Regions from separate parts of the Homo sapiens genome. Here regions 2 and 3 are each linked to region 1. Evidence: chromatin contacts called from ENCODE Hi-C or POLR2A ChIA-PET data. All regions are on one chromosome and are shown on one strand. The core of a region is the stretch at or near the end of the contact, and the rest is flanking DNA. Distances in the headings are between cores, read along the strand shown. Region 1 holds the start of ANLN (anillin, actin binding protein). Region 2 overlaps ELMO1 (engulfment and cell motility 1). Region 3 overlaps ELMO1 (engulfment and cell motility 1).

Region 1 (3,748 bases), core at 720-3,219:
CAGACACGCCCCAAATACATACACACCTTTCTTGTCACACTTGAAAAAAATGGAAGTATCTTTTTCCTTTGTTCATAAGTAACACATTCTGGGTTAAATATTAATAATTCCATATACTACACACTCGGACAGTGTCTTATTACTTATTATGAAATATTTTTGGATTATGTCTCTCCATTTTTCATCTGCCCCTCCTAACAACTCTGAGGAAATCAGGGCAGATGATTATTCCTGTTACACAGATAAGTAAACTAAAATACAAACAGGCTAAATCAGAAGTTCTTGTCCTGGTGTCCATGAACTTCACAAAATCCTGTTAAATAGTTTATGATTAAATGGTCATTTTTCTAGGTAGAGGGTCAGTTTTAACATATTTCCAAAGGAGTCCATGACTCCCCACAAAGGTTAAAAAAAAAAAAAACCCATGGGTTAACCGATTTGGCTAACTGGGTGGAGCCCTGACCCCAAGCAATATTTCCCTTACCTCTTGCCGTGATTTCAGTCACGTACAATTTATCATACAAAAATTCAAATTAAAAATATTAGTAAATTCTTTTTGTAATGTTGATTGACTGCTAAGATGGACATATTATTAAACATATTGAAACCACTCAGTTGGGAGGAATAGTTCTGTTTTGTTCAGCTCATGGACAGTCACTCTTAACTTTTCAGATGAACAAATCAAGAACTGTCATCTTTACCTGCACAGACTTGTTATAGAAGAAATGAATCTGATACAGAAATTATGTAACCTATCTTACAATTTGGAGTACTCTACAAAGAATAAGCAGGAGACACAGCCTTAGCTAGTGTGGAAAACGGGTCATGAGCTGAGAACAGGGTTTTCATTTCTTTGGACCAGTTTCTTTAACGTTTTCGGGTGTCCCTTCTCTCGGCAGTAAAAGGAAGGATTGAACTAGATAGAGGGCTTGTCAGAATTCCTCCCGCTCTAACACTGTACACAGTTGGATGGAATTTAAAATAAAAAATTGTGCATGAACGCTTCACACAGTCTGTTAATTTTAGCTTTATTTCATTGGCTTAGAGTGTCGGGGACCCACCGGAACTGGCTTTTCTGAGGGCCAGGCCTGCAGTCCCCCTTTTGGGGACTAGGAGTTGGGTGTGACCTAGGAAACAAAGCTACTGAAGGCCAACGGGCTAGCAGCACCTGAAACACAAGGGCTCTTTGTCTGGCTCTGTAGCCCAGGCTGGAATGCAGTGGTGTGATCTCTGCTCACTGCAACCTCCACCTCCCGGGTCCCAGTTCAAGCAATTCTCCTGCCTCAGCCTCCCGAGTAGCTGGGATTAGAGGCACGCGCCACCATGCCTATCTAATTTTTTTGTATTTTTAGTAGAGACGGGGTTTCACCATGTTGGCAAGGCTGGTCTTGAACTCCTGACCTCGTGATCTGCCCGCCTCGGCCTCCCACAGTGCTGGGATTATGTCCTGCCAACACAAGGGCTCTTAATCCTTTTTTTTTCTTTTTTGAGGCAGGGTCTCACTCTGCCGCCCAGGCTGGAGTGCAGTAGTGAGATCGCAGCTCACTGCAGCCATGACCTCCTGGGCTCAAGCGATCCTCCAGCCTCAGCCTCCCCAAATGCTGGGATTATAAGCATGCGCCACTACTCCCGGCCTTAATACTTTATTTAGGAATGAAGGAAGGCGGGAACACCCAAACGCGGTTGGTGTGAAGCAATCGCCTTAAAGCTGAGGGGAATGTGTGGTTGTTGGGGGTGGAGCCAGGAACCCGACGCCGTTGGAGAGCAGGAAGCGCCCCGCTGCCCGCCTCCACCCCGCGGCGAGGGCTGGGAGGGGGCCGGGAAGGAGGCGGGGCCGCCCCTGGGAACCACCCGGCCCGGCGCGGCCACGTGACCGAGCGCAGGGGCGGGGAGAGGGCGCCCCGGCTCCGCCCAGCGCGCATGCTCGCGGCTCGGCGCTGAAATTCAAATTTGAACGGCTGCAGAGGCCGAGTCCGTCACTGGAAGCCGAGAGGAGAGGACAGCTGGTTGTGGGAGAGTTCCCCCGCCTCAGACTCCTGGTTTTTTCCAGGAGACACACTGAGCTGAGACTCACTTTTCTCTTCCTGAATTTGAACCACCGTTTCCATCGTCTCGTAGTCCGACGCCTGGGGCGATGGATCCGTTTACGGAGGTGAGTGAGTTTGCGGGTGCAGCCAGCCATGACCCACCGCTCTAGGCCCCCACCCACCTTCCTCTGTCAACCTCTGGGCGAACCCCCACCGGGCGGAGGGCGCGTGTGTGCGCGCGTGCGCAGTGTGTGCGGGCCGGGGTCGCCGCGGCTGCGGCCTGCTGTGGTTGGTGGGTTCCTCTGAGATTTTGTTGTTTCGGTCCTACAGATAAAACTCAGGGAGGAAGGCTTTGAGTCTGTCCTAAAAGGCTGTTGCGAGAGGTCTTTCAGCCCCCGTTTTTACCATGTCCCTCTGCAGTCCTGGCGCAGCAAGAGTGAGGCGCAGGCCTGCGGAACGGGTCCTGCTGGAAGCAGCTGGAATGCCCTGCAGGGCGGGGTCCGGGGCCGGTGACTCAGTGCGGCTGCCGCCGGGAAAGGCAGTAGGATGTGTGATTTGCGGAGTTCACGCAGCCCGCAGGGGAGATGCTAATGAAATGACAGCAAAACGTTAAAATAAGCAGGTGCTAGAAACCACTGCATTCGTTCATAAAAAGCCAGTAGTTCCTTGAGATCCCATTGTTCAGCTAACTAACGAAGAAGTTCATACCCGGGACTGACCATTTTAATTGAAACAATGCAAGTGTACCGAGCAAAACTATCAGCTCACGATTTTAGAGCAAAGAAATAAACTTTTCGGTGTTTCTGGGGCATATCATTACAGTACTTATTTCATCTTTTGTTCCTTTGAGATTGCATATGGGTTACATGGTTATTGTGTCGATTTCTCTAGTTTTAGCTTTTGTGGAGAATGTGCGTTGTCACATTCAGGAGTGTTTTGTTGCCAGTTGTCCACTCTCTTTTATTCCAGGACAGTTCCTCTTTCTTTAGGCTGTTGTGCAAATTTCAAACTGTTAGTTTTTGAGTGTTGCAAAGTGGACCTAAAACTGTTTACACTGATTCAAAAACTTAAATGCTGTGAAGAGTGGTAATTCTTTCGGGGAGATGTAATTATAATTCTATAAGTTATGTATGAGATATTAATTACAGATTTCAGCAATTAGAGTTTACTTATATTCAAGCATGACATAATCTATTTTTCTGTTTCAAATTCTTAATCATCTTGGGACAAATACATCAATTTTTTTCACCTTCCTTAAAGGTTCTAATAGAAAAATCTAGAGCCTATTTTTGTATTAGCCTTAAAATAGGGCTGGTCATGCACCAAGTATCTTTCACTTACACTGAGGTCGAAAAGCGTGTATTTATTTTATCTAAACTAGAATACGATTCCTTAAAACATTAGCCCTATGTGTCTTCCTAAGTAACAGACAGGAACAAAGCATTTTTAAGTTGGCTGAAAATTGCACTTCATTTTACTTAAAAATGTCATTCTGAAGGTAGTACAAATCTCAACTGAAAGAAACTTTACCTGTTTAGATCGTTTTAGGATGTGCTCAGAAATATGTATGGTTTATATTATGAAAAGTTAGATCACTTGCAGTTGGAAAAACAGCTTAGACGTCTTTTCCTTAATAGGTAATGAATGAACTACTTGAATTGATTCCAACTCTTGGGTGCTTAATTATAGCATTCATAACATTTGCACAGTGAAATGAGCTA
Region 2 (4,169 bases), core at 57-2,556, 550 kb after region 1:
ACATTTTCTCTGTCTCAGGAGACAGGTGGGTGCTGCCACCCTCTGAGGAGGCTTATGACATGGATGGGGATTTCAGGAGGGAAATGAAGAGGACGTTTTCTTTGGCGTAGACAACAGATTATCTTTAGTCACATAAAAACCATAGATTTGCATGGAGAGGGAATAAATCTGGACAAATGGCATAGTTTACCTTTAAGAAAGCACTTGCTTTGATGGTGGGTTCACTGTGTTCTGGCTTGAAGGAATGATAACATGAGATCATACACAGCTTTGCATGCTAATTAGATTTAGTGCCCTAGCCAGGAAATTTTTTAGGCTCTGTAAAAAATCTACACTTATAATGAACACTTCCCAAGAAAATGAATACACAGTACAGAAAGGCCTTTCTCAGTAACTGATAAGATGCTCGCAGGAAAGAGAAGAAAAGATGTCCAAGGATCTGGAAGGAAAAAGGCAGTCCTGACAGCACGCCACTGACAGCTTCCAGAATTCTCATGCAGCAAAAATCACCATGACCAGCCACCTTCAGATCATGGTCACGGCAGGCTGGCATGTGGGACAGTTCAGTGTGACACAGACTACCTGCGGAACCTGGGTCCTACCTCAGAGGTGCTCATGGTGAGGGCTACTGCCTCATTCCCTTTGAGCTCCAGTTCCCACATCTGTACACTGGGGACAACGCTGGCCACTGCAGCGGGTCGAGGTGGGTGAACATGCAAATGAGCAGGCGACACATTCATTAAAGTCCTTCCACTGTGTACGTTCAGTATCCCTTATCTACTATGGTTATGCAGTTCTGTGACTGTCAACAATACCTTTTCTTTTATGCGTAAAAAATTCAGAGTAACACGGTGTTTATATAAATCCAGTCTTCCCTTTCCCCTACCTTTTGTAAGCTCTGCCTCAGCTAAGCTGCCACACTCATCCTAACAAAAGGGCCACTGGCCTCTCCTTGTCTCTGTGCTCTCTGTTGGCATTTTAGATCTTCAGTCATGAGAGGCTCTTTGTTCAACTGCTTGATCACCAATTTCATTCATAGACAATTTGATTGGAGTTTTGGGGGATAAGGACTGTCCTGTTCCTATTTCTATCCCCAGAATCTGGCATAGAACCATGTACAACTGCTACGTAAGAAAGTTTGAATGAATGAGTAACTGGAATATTTAATGCTTCGAATAAGTGAAGTGTATTATATGCCTCTAAATAGTTCATTCACTCCTTACTCAAGAAACATGTATATTACTTTTAGTTTTCAGAACGCTTTGCACTTTTGTTTTCAATTGCAGAACATATTTTCATAACAAAAAGGAAATGAAACCTTAACCCCAGTTCTGAATAACAACACTCATCTTTTTCCTCGAGAGCTCCCTTCCTGGCTTTCCATGAAAGTCATGCTAACTTCTGCTCTGAGGGTGGATATACACTAGACAGGGTCTGCACAATCCTTTAGGAAAATCACAACAATAGGGCTGGTTTCACATTTAAAAAATGATCAGGAAACATAAAAATGATCAAGAAAAGAACAGGGAGAGTAAGAGAGCAAGATGGAGGTGGGGAGTACCACAGGTGGGGCATCTCTGCTCAATGCCACCTGGTATTGCCACAAGAACACATGCAGCTCTTATGTGCTTCACAGTGATCTTAGAACGTTACATAGATTAACTATTCCTCATGGCAACTTTCCCTATTTTAAACATAAGGACATGAACATAGAAAGGCTAAGTAATTTGCTGCAGATGACTCAGCTAGTAAATGTCAGAGCAGGAATCTGAACTTGGCAATGTGGCTCCAGAATCCCTGCTTGCCACCTGACACTAGGCTGCTTCTTGGGCACGACAATCCTGAGAATCCAATTATCACCATCTGTATTTTTAAAATGGAGAAGTTGAGATTCAAAGAGACTCAAACTTGACCAAAGTCCACCAGCTCACACGAAGGAGTGCACGATTCAAACTAAAGTCTGCTTGATTTCAAAGCCCACATGATTTTCACTCTACTCCTGGGACCTCCCGTATAATATTTTCTATCCTTCTCACAGGCTTAGCAAAAGATGATTCATTATTTTCTCTGCTGAGCATCTTGCTAAGTTCTACTGGTGAATATCAAGCTGTAATTTTACTCATGAAGCATGTCACTGGTCTCTTCCCCAATGAGGAGATCAGTTTCTCTGATGACCGGAGCTCCTTGAAGTCAACGGGACTTCACAGACATTGATTTGTTGCCTGCTGGAAGCCAGTTGTATAGAAAGTAATTGGGAAGCACAATGGAGTGGATGTAGCCCAGCCTAGGAAGTGTTCCCAGCCCTTAGTGAAAACATAGGCCCTCATACATGGAGACAAGATTTGGGAGAAAAGGCCCAAAGCTCTAAAACACTAGTACACCTTCTTAATGTAGAATTAGAGCTAGAAGGGGCTGCCCCACCAGAAAAGCAAAGGAGCCTATGCTAGCAGTGACTGGTTGCCTTGAAGTGGGAATAAAGGGTCCTGAATTCACTCTGCGAACCCAGGGCAATAGCAAGTGTATTTGCTGTCCTTTCCAACGCCTGCTGACTCACGGCAGCTTTGCTCTACTCTCCGGGGATAAGGCTAAAGAAAACGCCACAAGTTTGCTCTGGGTGTGGTACCATCATTACTTCATTATTCACAGGTGATTTCCTATTCCAGTTCTCAACATTGTTTTCTTCCTAATTTTCAATTATGATTGTTTAATTGCACAAGGTCCATTATTGTCATACATTTTCTCAAAGCCTTTGTAGGATATAAAATAAGTTTTTAAGTTACTATTGCTATCTTAGGTACCTTCTAGAATCCTCTGACTCACTTTTATATGGTTTCTTCCTTTTCTACTTTCACAAGGGTTTTGAAAGGGCTTACAATACAAATGCACTAAGTCAATGAGCCTAAGGAAAGAAGTTGGAGCAGAAAATAAACATTAGGGAGGGAAGGAGGGAGGTACAGGCATACCCCAAACCGGAGCCCAGCCTCAGTGACGGGCATTTAACTTAGCACGAAGCTTTCCGGGAATCCCTAGAACGATCATTTAGAATGTCATTACCTCAATCAGCTTTATTAGAGTTATGGGCTCTTAGTTGCATAGTTGAAAAATAAGAATGCCTCTGTTTTTCCAATAGTGGCTCACTGTGTTTCCCTTAGCTCCCTGGATGGGGTTAAATCGGGCAAATTTCCCCAGTGAGATGACTTGCTGTGGCTCCATACCCCTCACATTCCCCTTAAGTCAGAGTCCATGCCTGCTAACATAATAGCCTGACATACTGCCCAGAGTCCTTGACGGTACTATTTTTAGCAACAGGGCCATGTGGCACACAGTCTAGAGTGACTGTATCTCACTCCATCCAATTTTCTTTTCAACTGGACCAACTTTAATTAAAAGGGGCGAACACATCCCCAGATCAGACAGATTCCCACTTTGGACTGTAGAACCCAAGGAAGTGACATTTTTAAGAAACTCCTTTGGAATCCTGGAATGAAAGGCATCGGAGGTAGGTTATTGAAATGACTGATCTCCACCTGTCCCTGCCTCTCCTGCCAAAGGAGGATGGGACGTGGACAGTCTGCAGGCACAGCAGAGGTAGCCTGAGCTGGGAACAGGAACAGCAAAGCTGACAGCTGTGCTTTTCTGCACCAAGCACCCTGGGAAAAATCAACACTTGGGCAGCCCTGCTGCCATCTGTGGCGTTTCTGCAGCAGACAGGTTATTTATAGAAACTTGTTTGTGCAAAGCCAATATTTACCTGTCGGGGCTGTCAAAATTTACATTTCATCTGTGCCATTAGCCTGCTGTTTCCCTGTCAATAAAGGAAATTTCCATCACTAGAAAGGGAGACTGGGGGCAGCTATGAGGACTACAGTCCCCTCCCAGTAAGTGAGAGAATGAGTGGTATTCATGGTTACAGGGTAAGTGCATCTGTTGCCCAAGTGGCCACTGGACCCTCATGCTATGCTATGAAGACAAAGAGTTGTCAAGACCCAAAACTGGAATTCTCCCAACTGCTTCTTTGTAATTTAATCTTCAAAGCCACCCTTAGTTAAAATGAGAATGGCATGTTCCGCAACCACCTCTGTGTTTGTGTTGCTCCGTGCCTTCCAAAGGACTATTGTTATCTGTGGTAAGGATGAGGGGTTGGGGGCTCTCCCTAAAAACCCACTTTC
Region 3 (4,131 bases), core at 912-3,411, 580 kb after region 1:
AGGGCCCAGTGATATGTCTTTAATTAACAAGTGCCCCAGCTAACCCAGCGTGGCATCAGTGCTCGTCCTTGGCTTTTGGGTTGGTCAGTTCAGGAGTCTGTTAAATTGCCACTAGGGGGAGTGTTGGCCAAACTTTGCACTTCTGGCAAAGGGAGGGTGCTGCTGACCACTTCCAGAAAGCAGCTCAGATTCAGGGAGAGAAAGGACAGAGAAAGGAAAGAGCAAGAGAAATCCGTGTCCCTGGATAGGTAACACCAATAGGAGTTTCTGGTAGGGATTCAGGCACCTGGTGATGAACAGCTGACATCTTAGAGATTAATGATAAAAGACCCAGTGATGGAAACACGAAATAAAAAAGAATTCAGGCTTTGGAAAGAGAATGCAACCTAGCTAATATCTTCTCCCTCCACCTCTCATTCATGCCCCTTTCAGGGAAATGGAAAGTAAACAAACTAACCAGGGAACATCAGGATTTGGTGGCATCCTCAGTCTCAATATATTATGCAGGCATGATTTTTGTATGTGCTTTGCCTGTTATTATAACCCTTCCATTATGTTTATATTAAATTTTTGTTTTAGTAAGTTTATTATCTAATTATAGAAATATTACCTTCCAATTGAGTAATATTAGAAAGAAATATAAAAATAAAAGGAAGAAGTTAAAAATCACTTGTAATCCTTACACTGCAATAATGAGTGTTAACATTGTGGTGCAGAGTCTTCCAGAATTATTTTTAAGTTTATAATTCCATGCTTTTTTTTCTAGATGAAATCATTCTATTGGTTTTATTTCTCCCCACAACCATTAATATCATCAGCTCACTCCAATGACATGAGTCTTCCTAAAGTCTCTCTTAAAATATCAAAGAATATTTATTCTGCACTTCTGATTTTCTTAGGATAAAGTCTTTGACTTGGAATAGAAGGATAAATATCACAGAAAATTTTAAGTTCTTAATATATATTGCCATTTTCAGAAAGACTGTACTAATCTATACTTCAACTGGCAAAGTATGACACTTTGCTTTATGAGCAATGTATATATTTTATCCCAAATATATTATTCACAGATAGCCCATAGTTATTTTGTTTGTGCAGGCATGCGTGTCTGGGTGTACTAATTGAGCTTTGTAAAGCACACTGGCATATTGCCACCCATTAAATTCATTAATAATATTTTAATCAGCTCTATGTCTCTATGTCATTTTCAATTAAATTTTGTTAATTCTTACATTTTCTCTACATTTTATTTGATAGATTGTCAATGTCAATTGTCAATTATTTCTATTAAATAATTGCCTTAACAGAAATAGTTCTTAGATTCATTTATTGATTCTATTATTTCTTTTATTTTCTAGTTTATTGCCTTGCATTATCTTTCCTTTTGTATTCTTTGGGTGCTTTTGTTGTTATTTTCTAAAATGAGTTATATCCTGAGTTCACTTGTTTTCATTCTTTCTATATAAATAATTAAAAAAAATAATTTTGGGGCTACAAATATACTATTTGAGGGCAGCTTTGGCTATATCCCATAAGTTTTGGCATGTGATGTTCTCACTGTCATCATTTTTGTAATCTTTAGTAGTAGTTTAGATTTCCTCTTTGGTTCAGTGGTTATTTAAAAGCCTTTGAGAATTTATTGAGGATCTTTAGCCATGTAAGTGATGCATTTTTGAAAAAGTTGCATGGATACTGAAAAATAAGGCATACTCTCAGTGGAGGGTATCAATTCAGTATGTACCTACCTAGTAGTTGACATGTTAATTATATTATTAAAGTATTCTATATATTATATTTTAACATAATACAGTTACCATGTAAAGACATGCCATCACAGCTATATTTAAAGGTATCAATTCAATATGTACCTATTAGTTGACACATTAATTATATTATTGAAGTATTCTATAGATTATATTTTAACATACTAGAGTAATAGTGTAATGAATGTCAGTCCAGCTATATTTTTATTCATTTCTTCTTGCATTTCTAGCTTTTTCTCATATTTGGGTGATAATGATATGTGGTGAATTCAATATTCATGATATTGTATATTGTTTTTCAACCCAATTTAAGATCTGTGTCATTTCACAGGAAGTTTAACTCAGTATGTTTACAGCCACAATTGCTTCCCCCCACTTGCATCACTTCCCTAGTTTTATGCCTTAAGTTGGTGCACATCAGAATTGATTGAGGAAGCTGCTGGTGGTGGTATATGTGTGTAGTATGTGGTGGGGGTGTGGGGTAGGAGGTGTGTGTGCTGTTTAAAAACACACTTGCTTAAGCCTCACTTGAAATTCTGGCTTAGAAAGTCTGGGATGATCCTGGGGCTGGGTCTTAATTTTTAAAAGACTCAAAAGGTGGCTACATCTAGTAAAGGATGAAAATCACTGCTTTAAATATTTCCAAAACAAACTCTAAATAAATCATATTTCTTTAATAATTAAAGTCAAGAGTAAAACATTCCCTTTATGAACCCCTTTAGTCGCTTCCCTGTTGTTCATATTATTGTAAGGGGTTTTATTTTTATTAATATTTTAACAAGATTTCTATTTTTCAAGAATTTACTTTGATGGTTAAATAAAATTATTATAAAAGTCAAACTATACCGATAGTAAAAATATGTACTAAAGAATACTATACTAAAAATAAAACTCTTCTTCTGGATTCTCCAGTCTCATTCTCCATCATTATCCACTCTTGATAGCATTGTATTCATTTTTCAGGCTCTCCTTATATATGTAAACACACACACAAACACACACACAAATACATTCATACACTTAACACACACACACACACACACACACACACACACACACACACGCACACCAAGGATCATATGCTGAATGCTGTCCTAATACCTTCTTTGTTCCATGAATTATTTCTTGGTAATCTTCCTCTGTCCAATACACACACATGCACGGCATTCTATACAATAAAATCATATTACACAATTTATCCAGATGCAGCTGAGCAGCAGACATGATAACCTGGTTGGGAAAACCATGCCAGTGTGGAGTGTGCTTTTTCTAAATGTGGTAGCCACAAAACAGTGGACTGCAACTTAGTCCACTGGAGGCTTCCCACTCTGTGGTTAACTAGCTAATGTTGCTTACAATCTTATAAGCTTTTCACTGTTTTCTAAGATCCCTGAGAGCAAAAGCTGGATTGTATTCTTTTTGAATTCCTTCCATGTCCCTGGCACATTACTAGGCATGTAGTATACACTTGATAAAGGTTTTGTTGAATCACTGAATACTGGTGACAAGTGACAAAATGACCACACTTTTACCACTCTTCTGAAATAAGAGCACAATAGCTTCCTGTCTTCTCTTTTCCTCAATGCAAGAACAAAACACAAAACCTGAGTTACTTAGGTATGTGGTTGTGCAATGTCAGAGCTGGCCACTCAGTCTGAAACTCCTGATTCTCCAGAGTGGGATTAGGAAAAAACATGGCATTCAGAAGAACATCGACGCACAGGATAAGGCTGCTCACATGAGGGAGACATGAGGGGAGAGGCCAGGAGCCTTGCCATTCCAGCTACCTGGTACCTGACAGAGCTGGACATCAGAATGACACACCATCCTCACTGCCATTGCCAAGGAGATGGGCCCACCCTTGGGAGATGTTCTCCCTGCAACTGTGGAAACCCAGGTATGGAGGCCTCACTGGTGAAGTTGTGTGTATGAATCATTACAACTTGAAGGGAGCTTGGAAAGGACTACCTGGAGAAGTCTTCTTTAGCAAAGAACGAAAGGTCTAGAAACACTGAGTTTCACCAAACATTAAGAGGATAATTATCTACAAGTACTTAACAGGCCTTACCACCAAGGTGAGGCATGAACTGTTCAAGGTGCTTTGTGGAGGCGAGAGAAAGTTTTGGCAGGTGGTGATAATTAAATTAAATTGAGAAAAATTATGTTTCAGCTGGGCATACAGGGAAGCCTCCCTTTGAAAGAGGTCTATTAAACAACCATCCCAAAGGATACACTTAAGTCATTTAAAGTCAAACTGAGCTTGTTATTTGAAGACATAAGAAAAGAAATCATTTTAAATGGGGGAACAGGAGGAGTCAAGGGAGGAAGTAGCTGACTTAATTCGTTACATTTTTTTCTGTTGGTTTGA

Evidence for each region. Hi-C counts contacts between places; a loop is a spot of excess contacts on that map. ChIA-PET counts read pairs that join two places held with the same protein, here RNA polymerase II (POLR2A). Pooled maps may share reads with other maps.
Region 2: a loop to region 1 is called in a pooled map, with 8 times the contacts of the local background. The contact joins the enhancer-like site here to the promoter of ANLN in region 1. A Hi-C loop is called at or near these places in 3 of 37 single-sample maps with no recorded cell type and 3 of 50 pooled maps. POLR2A ChIA-PET finds 5 or more read pairs at or near these places in 1 of 52 experiments (GM12878).
Region 3: a loop to region 1 is called in a map of mesothelial cell of epicardium, with 31 times the contacts of the local background. The contact joins the enhancer-like site here to the promoter of ANLN in region 1. A Hi-C loop is called at or near these places in 2 of 168 maps with a recorded cell type or tissue (HepG2 and mesothelial cell of epicardium). POLR2A ChIA-PET finds 5 or more read pairs at or near these places in 2 of 52 experiments (HepG2 and activated naive CD8-positive, alpha-beta T cell).

What each region holds. Positions count from the first base shown.
Region 1 is chr7:36,387,893-36,391,640 of GRCh38, forward strand. It overlaps ANLN (anillin, actin binding protein), which reads left to right and starts at 1,970. Exons shown (of 24, transcript NM_018685.5): 1 at 1,970-2,152. The coding sequence starts at 2,135. It also overlaps a transcript of MATCAP2 not described here. RefSeq lists enhancers at 1,615-2,205, 2,206-2,796 and a silencer at 1,615-2,024.
Region 2 is chr7:36,942,470-36,946,638 of GRCh38, forward strand. The region is part of intron 16 of ELMO1 (engulfment and cell motility 1); the gene reads right to left. Among named protein-coding and RNA genes, the nearest start is that of MIR1200, 25 kb to the left of the region's middle. RefSeq lists an enhancer at 562-631. Within about 2 kb of position 1,307, at least 3 of the 41 ENCODE cell types and tissues checked have a DNase peak (open chromatin) inside an H3K27ac peak, as active enhancers do; they include GM12878, where a contact is called at or near this core.
Region 3 is chr7:36,967,395-36,971,525 of GRCh38, forward strand. The region is part of intron 16 of ELMO1 (engulfment and cell motility 1); the gene reads right to left. Among named protein-coding and RNA genes, the nearest start is that of ELMO1-AS1, 28 kb to the right of the region's middle. Within about 2 kb of position 2,162, at least 2 of the 41 ENCODE cell types and tissues checked have a DNase peak (open chromatin) inside an H3K27ac peak, as active enhancers do.